Linked DNA regions of Homo sapiens: region 1 is linked to region 2. A link is a loop called in an ENCODE intact Hi-C map of the cell type or tissue named here. Cell type or tissue: B cell. All regions are shown on one strand. Each heading gives the region's core, and the rest is flanking DNA. Links, peaks and the distances in the headings are about the cores only.

The links. A loop is a pair of places that touch in the nucleus more often than their neighbours do. Peaks named below come from ENCODE experiments on the same cell type or tissue, not always from the same donor. Only the 100,000 strongest peaks of a DNase experiment are listed, where the experiment ranks them.
Region 1: a loop joins it to region 2, with 5 times the contacts of the local background. A loop is called at or near these places in 2 of 110 quality-filtered maps.

What each region holds. Positions count from the first base shown.
Region 1 is chr19:18,250,688-18,253,551 of GRCh38, reverse strand. It overlaps CIST1 (colon, intestine and stomach enriched 1), which reads left to right. Exons shown (of 4, transcript NM_001396036.2): 2 at 1,081-1,488. It also overlaps a transcript of PDE4C not described here. Among named protein-coding and RNA genes, the nearest start is that of CIST1, 3.2 kb to the left of the region's middle. In B cell, for the core only: CTCF peaks have their summits at 1,350 and 1,557 (motif pointing right); a DNase peak (open chromatin) is centred at 1,561; H3K27me3 peaks cover 1,012 bases.
Region 2 is chr19:18,096,734-18,099,579 of GRCh38, reverse strand. MAST3 (microtubule associated serine/threonine kinase 3) reads right to left here and starts at 1,802. Exons shown (of 28, transcript NM_001393504.1): 1 at 1,749-1,802. The coding sequence starts at 1,787. It also overlaps a transcript of IL12RB1 not described here. RefSeq lists a silencer at 1,558-2,067. In B cell, for the core only: no CTCF peak of the experiment used is centred there; DNase peaks (open chromatin) are centred at 529 and 1,899; H3K4me3 peaks cover 2,007 bases; H3K27ac peaks cover 1,820 bases.

The DNA of each region.
Region 1 (2,864 bases), core at 364-2,863, 150 kb before region 2:
TGAGACGGAGTCTCACTCTGTTGCCTAGGCTGGAGTTCAGTGGCATGATCATGGCTTACTGCAGCCTTGAACTCCTGGACTCAAGCGATCCTCCCACCTCAGCCTCCTGAGTAGCTGGGACTAGGCATGCACCACCATGCCTGGCTAATTTTTGTTTTATTTTTTTGTAGAGACAAGGTCTCATTATGTCTCCCAGGCAGGAGTGCAGTGGCGCAATCATGGCGCACTACAGCCTTGAATTCCTGGGGTCAGGCAATCCTCCCGCCTCAGCCTCCCCAGTAGCTGGGAGCACCCAGCTTGTGTACACCCACTATGAACCTGACTGATGAACTGTCAGAGGCACCAACTCCACATGAACTCCATTTTACAGAAAAGAAAACTGAGTCCCAGAAAATTTAAAGGAGCTGCCCAGCACTGCCTGGGATGCAGTCACTTCCCATATCCAAAGGGCTTCTAGAGCTCTCAGCCAAGAGGACTGGGAACGCTGATCTGCACTTGAACCCAGGCTGTGGGACTTCAGACCAGGAGCATGAATTTGAGTGGGAGCTTCAGTTTCCCACTGAGAGCTCACATGGTGTCCTAAATCTTTCAGGTCTCCCTATGACCTGGACAAAAAAATAAATTAATTAAAAATAAAAATGAAAAGGCTGGGCATGATGGCTTATGCCTGTAATCCCAGCACTTTGGGAGGCCAAGGCAGGTGGATCATCTGAGGTCAGAAGTTCGAGACAAATCTGGCCAGCACAGTGAAACTAAAAATGCAAAAATTAGCCAGGCGTGGTAATGCACGCCTGTAATCCCAGCTACTTGGGAGGCTGAGGCAGGAGAATTGCTTGTACCCAGGAGGTGGAGGTTGCAGTGAGCTGAGATGGCACCACTGCTCTCCAGCCTGGGTGACAGAGCGAGACGCCATCTCAAAAAAAGAAAAAAAAAAAGAGAGAGAGAAAGAGAGAGAGAGAGGGTCTCGCTATGTTGCCCAGGCTGGTCTCTAATTCCTGGGTTCAAGTGATGCTCTCACCTTGACCTCTCAAAGTGCTGGAATTACAGGCGTGAGCCACCGCGCCCAGTTTTTCTTTCCAGATATTGTGACCTCAGAGAACAGTATGGAGACATCACCTGTCAGCTCTCTGATTTCTTCTCCCTTCGCCCACAGCACCCACAGTTCAGGGGAACCCCCCAAATCCTACTCCAGCACCATGAGTTTGGAGACAGACTCCATAACCCACCTCAGCCCCTCAAGTTCAGGGGCAACCCCTACCATCCAGCCGAGCCCCAGCTCCACAGATTCAAGGATGATACCCTCCTCCCCACAACCAGAGACAATCACGCACCCTAGTTCTGGCTCCCCCAGTGCAGAGCTCACCCCCTCTTCCCATTCCACCCTCCCCAGTTCCGAATCCCTGACCCCGCACTGGAGCCCCACTTCCCACAGCCCCGGAACGGAGCCCTTGACCTCCACTGACCAGACCTTGGAGCCCCCTGGCCCAGGTGAGTATTAAGAGATTTGGGTGTTTGTAGGGAGGTGGCGGGTGTAACAGGCTGCAGTTTTGGAACTGACCACCAGGGGGAGGTACAGCCCCGAGAATGCTCTAGGAAGGGCTTCTTGTCTCTGCTCCATTGTCTAAAGCTCTTCATGCTATGCGCATTTATTAAGTGCCTAGTGTATGTCACGGCTGGGCACGCAGCGATGGGCAAAGAGAGAAACTAATACTTGCTGTGGTGGGGAGACAGGTTATACATTATGTATTTGGGCCTGGGCAAAATAGCAGGACTTTGTCTCTACAAAAAAATCTAAAAATGGCGGGGCGCGGTGGCTCAAGCCTGTAATCCCAGCACTTTGGGAGGCCGAGGGCGGGGGCGGGGGCGGGGGGGGCGTGTATCACGAGGTCAAGAGTTCAAGACCAGCCTGGCCAAAATGGTGAAACCCCGTCTCTATTAAAACTACAAAAATTAGCCAGGCGTGGTGGCAGACGCCTGTAATCTCAGCAACTCGGGAGGCTGAGGCAGGAGAATCGCTTGAACCCAGGCGGCAGAGGTTGCAGTGAGCTGAGATCGTGCCACTGCACTCCAGCCTGGGTGGCAGAGTAAGACTCTGTCTCAAATAAATAAATAAATAAAATAAAAATGGCTGGGCGTGGTGGTTCACATCTGTAATCCCAGCACTTTGGGAGGCCAAGGTGGGAGGATCACCTGAGGTCAGGAGTTCAAGACCAGCCTGGCCAACATGGTGAAACCCCGTCTCTACTAAAAATACAAAAAATAGCCAGGCATGGTGGCGGGCGCCTGTAATCCGGGCTACTTGGGAGGCTGAGGCAGGAAAATAATTTGAACCCAGGAGGCGGAGGTTGGAGTGAGCCCACATTGAACCACTGCACTCCAGCCTGGGAGACAGAGCAAGACTCCATCTCGGGGGGGAAAAAAAAGACTCTATCTCAAAAATAAATAAAGTAATTGATTAAATAAAATTTAAAAATTAGGCTGGGCTCAGTGGCCCACGCCTGTAATCCCAGCACTTTGGGAGGCCGAGGCGGGTGGATCACCTGAGCCAATGAGTTCAAGACCAGCCTGGGCAACATGGTGAAACCCCATCTCTACTAAATATGTACACAAATTAGCTGGGTGTGGTGGCACACACTTGTAGTCTCAGCTACTGGGGAGGCTGAGGTAAGAGGATCACTAGATCCTTGGAGATGGAGGTCACAGTAAGCTGAGATAACGTCACTGCACTCCAGCCTGTGTGACAGAGCAAGACCCTGTCTCAAAAAAAAAAAAAAAAAATTGTCCAGGCATGGTGGTGCATGCCTGTAATCCTAGCTACTTGGGAGGCTGAGGTGGGAGGATCACTTGAGCCCAGGAGATAGAGG
Region 2 (2,846 bases), core at 347-2,846:
GTGGCTATGCTTCTCTGAACCTCAGTTTCCCCTTTTGTAACATAGAACTTACCATCAGGAAATGTTTGACCCCCCCACCATGGAACAGGCCCCACTTCTTGACGTCAGCAGCACCCCCATTCGCCTACCCGGAGGCGGTTTCTCTATTTTAAGAGGCTGCGGGCGGGTTGGCATCTAACTGGGGCTGGAGGCGGGACTGCCCCCCCACCAACACCACGCTGCTCGCCAATCCCGCCCCGCCCCCTCCTTTCCGCCCAAGTCCCCCACTCTTGCCTCTGGCCTCAGCGCCTCCAGTTCTGCCCCACCCCCGCGCGGCCAGAGACCGGGTGTCTCTGATCTGCAGCTCAGCCCGTGCCTTCCCTGACCACTCCCGACCTGGCTTCCCATCACCTGCTGAGTTCGCAGTCCCGCAGCTACCGGTGCGGCTCCAGGTTGGAGACCCGCCGGCCCCATTCCTCTCACCCCCTCAACCCGCCCGGAGCTAACCTCAGTCCCCGACCCCCACCCCACCTGCTCAGTCCTCCCTAGGTTCCAGCTTCTGTCAACCTCTTTCATTTCCCTAAATACCGCCCCCCGCTGCAATGCCTCGCCACCCTTGGCTGCCTCCTCTACCCCAGGGCTCCCAGCAATGACTGGGTCAGGCGCCTCCTTCACTTGCTGTGAGTCCCTTATCACAACTGATCACTCCGTGGGGTCACCGCTGCTCTGGCGTCTACCTCCCCCAACAGGTTGGGGTTTCTAGGAGGGCAGCTCCAGAGGTTGCAGAACACTCCGCTGCCTCTCCAGAGCCAGGCACACAGCAGGCGCTCCATAAATGTTCGTTGGGTAAGTGCTGAATCCCAGGTTCCCTACCTGAAAACTTGGTGGCTTCTTAAGGGTGTGGTCTAAGTCCCAGAGGAAAATGGCCAAATCTTAATTCCTGTTTTTCTTTTCTTATAATGGGGACACTGAGGCCCAGAGAAGTCAAAGGGTGGCTGCCCGGGGTCATGTAGTCCCTGTGTGGCTTCAAACTTAGGCTTCTGCTGTCCCCGACGCCTGTGTCCCTACCTCCTGATGACACAGCCTCCTAAACATAAACTCAGTAAAAGGAGGACCCTATGGCTCATTGGAAAACTGAGGCCCAGAGAAGCAAGGGTGCCCTCCCCCCAGGTCACACTGCTGGTTGGCAGCGCCTTGTGCCGTAAGAGAGCTGGTTGAGGGCGCAGATCGAATCCCAGCTAGGCGACCTCTGGAGAGTGGCTTTCCGGGACTAGAGCCTCAGTTTCCTTATTCTGACAAATGGGCGCCTGACAGCCCCAACCTCCCCAGGTCGTCGTAGGGCTGAGCTGAGGGTGTACAGTGGTGCAGCGACGACCCAAGGAGGTATTAATACATATGAACTCATATTAATACATCGCTAGTAATAGGACTAAAACAACCATGAACATATGGTGAGCTCTCTGGCTGCTGTTGCTAGCATTATTATTAGAACAGCTGGTGGGGAGGGGCAGAGCCCTCAGCCTCTTCCTCCCACGCCATCGCTTGGAGCCTCAGTTTCCCTAGATGTCCAAGGGGGCACCTTCCCCCTTCCCACCATGAGAAAAAGCACTTTGAGAAGCGGGTGGTCAAAAAGAAGCGATCTGAGCGTTCCCCACCCTCTGCCTCAGTTTCCCTACAGCCCGTGAAGGCCCCGCCCCTCCCGGCACCTTTCAGGCCGCGTCCACTTGGCCGCGCCCTCTGCCTTCCGCCCGCCCGCGCAGGGGCCTCACCTGGAGCCCGCGGCGCCGCAGGAGGCTCGACTCGTCCATGGCCCGGGAGTCCGCGCCGCCAGGCCCGCCCCCGGCCCCGCCCCGGCCTGCCAGGCCCCGCCGCCAGGTGCCATTGGCCAGGCCGGTCAGCTGACACGGCCTGGCCCCGCCCCTCCCGGGGAGCCCGACCACAGGGCCCCGCCCCCACTGGGCGAGCTGGCCCCGCCCCTCCAGCAGAGCGCAGAAGTAAATATTTTGCATGAATCCTCTCAGAAGTAAGGCAGCATCGTTCAGCCCCATTTTGCAGATGAAGAAACTGAGGCTAAGATAGGTTAATCAATATGCCCAGCGCATTGGCCGGGCGCAGTGGCTCACGCCTGTATCCCAGCACTTTGGGAGGCCGAGGTGGGCAGATCACTTGAGGTCAGGAGTTCGAGATCACCCTGGCCAACATGGTGAAACCCTGTCTCTACTAAACAAAAAAAACCAAAACAAAACAAAAAAAAAATTACTTGGGGGTGGTGACGCGCGCCTGTAATCCCAGCTACTCAGAAGACTGAGGCAGGAGAATCGCTTGAATCCAAGAGGCGGAGGTTACAGTGAGCCGGGATAGCGCCGCTGCACTCCAGACTGGGCGACAGAGCGAGACTCTGTCTCAAAAACAAAAACAAAACAACAACAAAAAATGTGCCCAGTACACACAGCAGAACGGGTTCTAGGGTGAGGCGAGTGAGGATCTCACCCCTGTGCAAAATTTAAGGTGGCCCCACAAAACTCAGCCATCAAGAGAAATAATATTTTAAAAACATAAAATTAATGAAAACATTTATGATGAACAAAACATCAAAACTTTTATTTTTTATTTTATTTTTAGAGACGGGGATCTCACTATGTTGCCCAGGCTGGTCTTGAACTCCTGGCCTCAAAAGATCCTTCTGCCTAGGCCTCCCAAAGTGTTGGGATTACAGGTGTCAGCCACCGCATATGGCCAAAACACCAAAACTTTTTTTTTTTTTTTTTAATTTATGAGACGAGTCTCTCTGTTGCCCAGACTAGAATGCAGTGGCATGATCTCGGCAACCCCTGCCTCCTGGGTTCAAGCTATTCTCATGCCTCAGC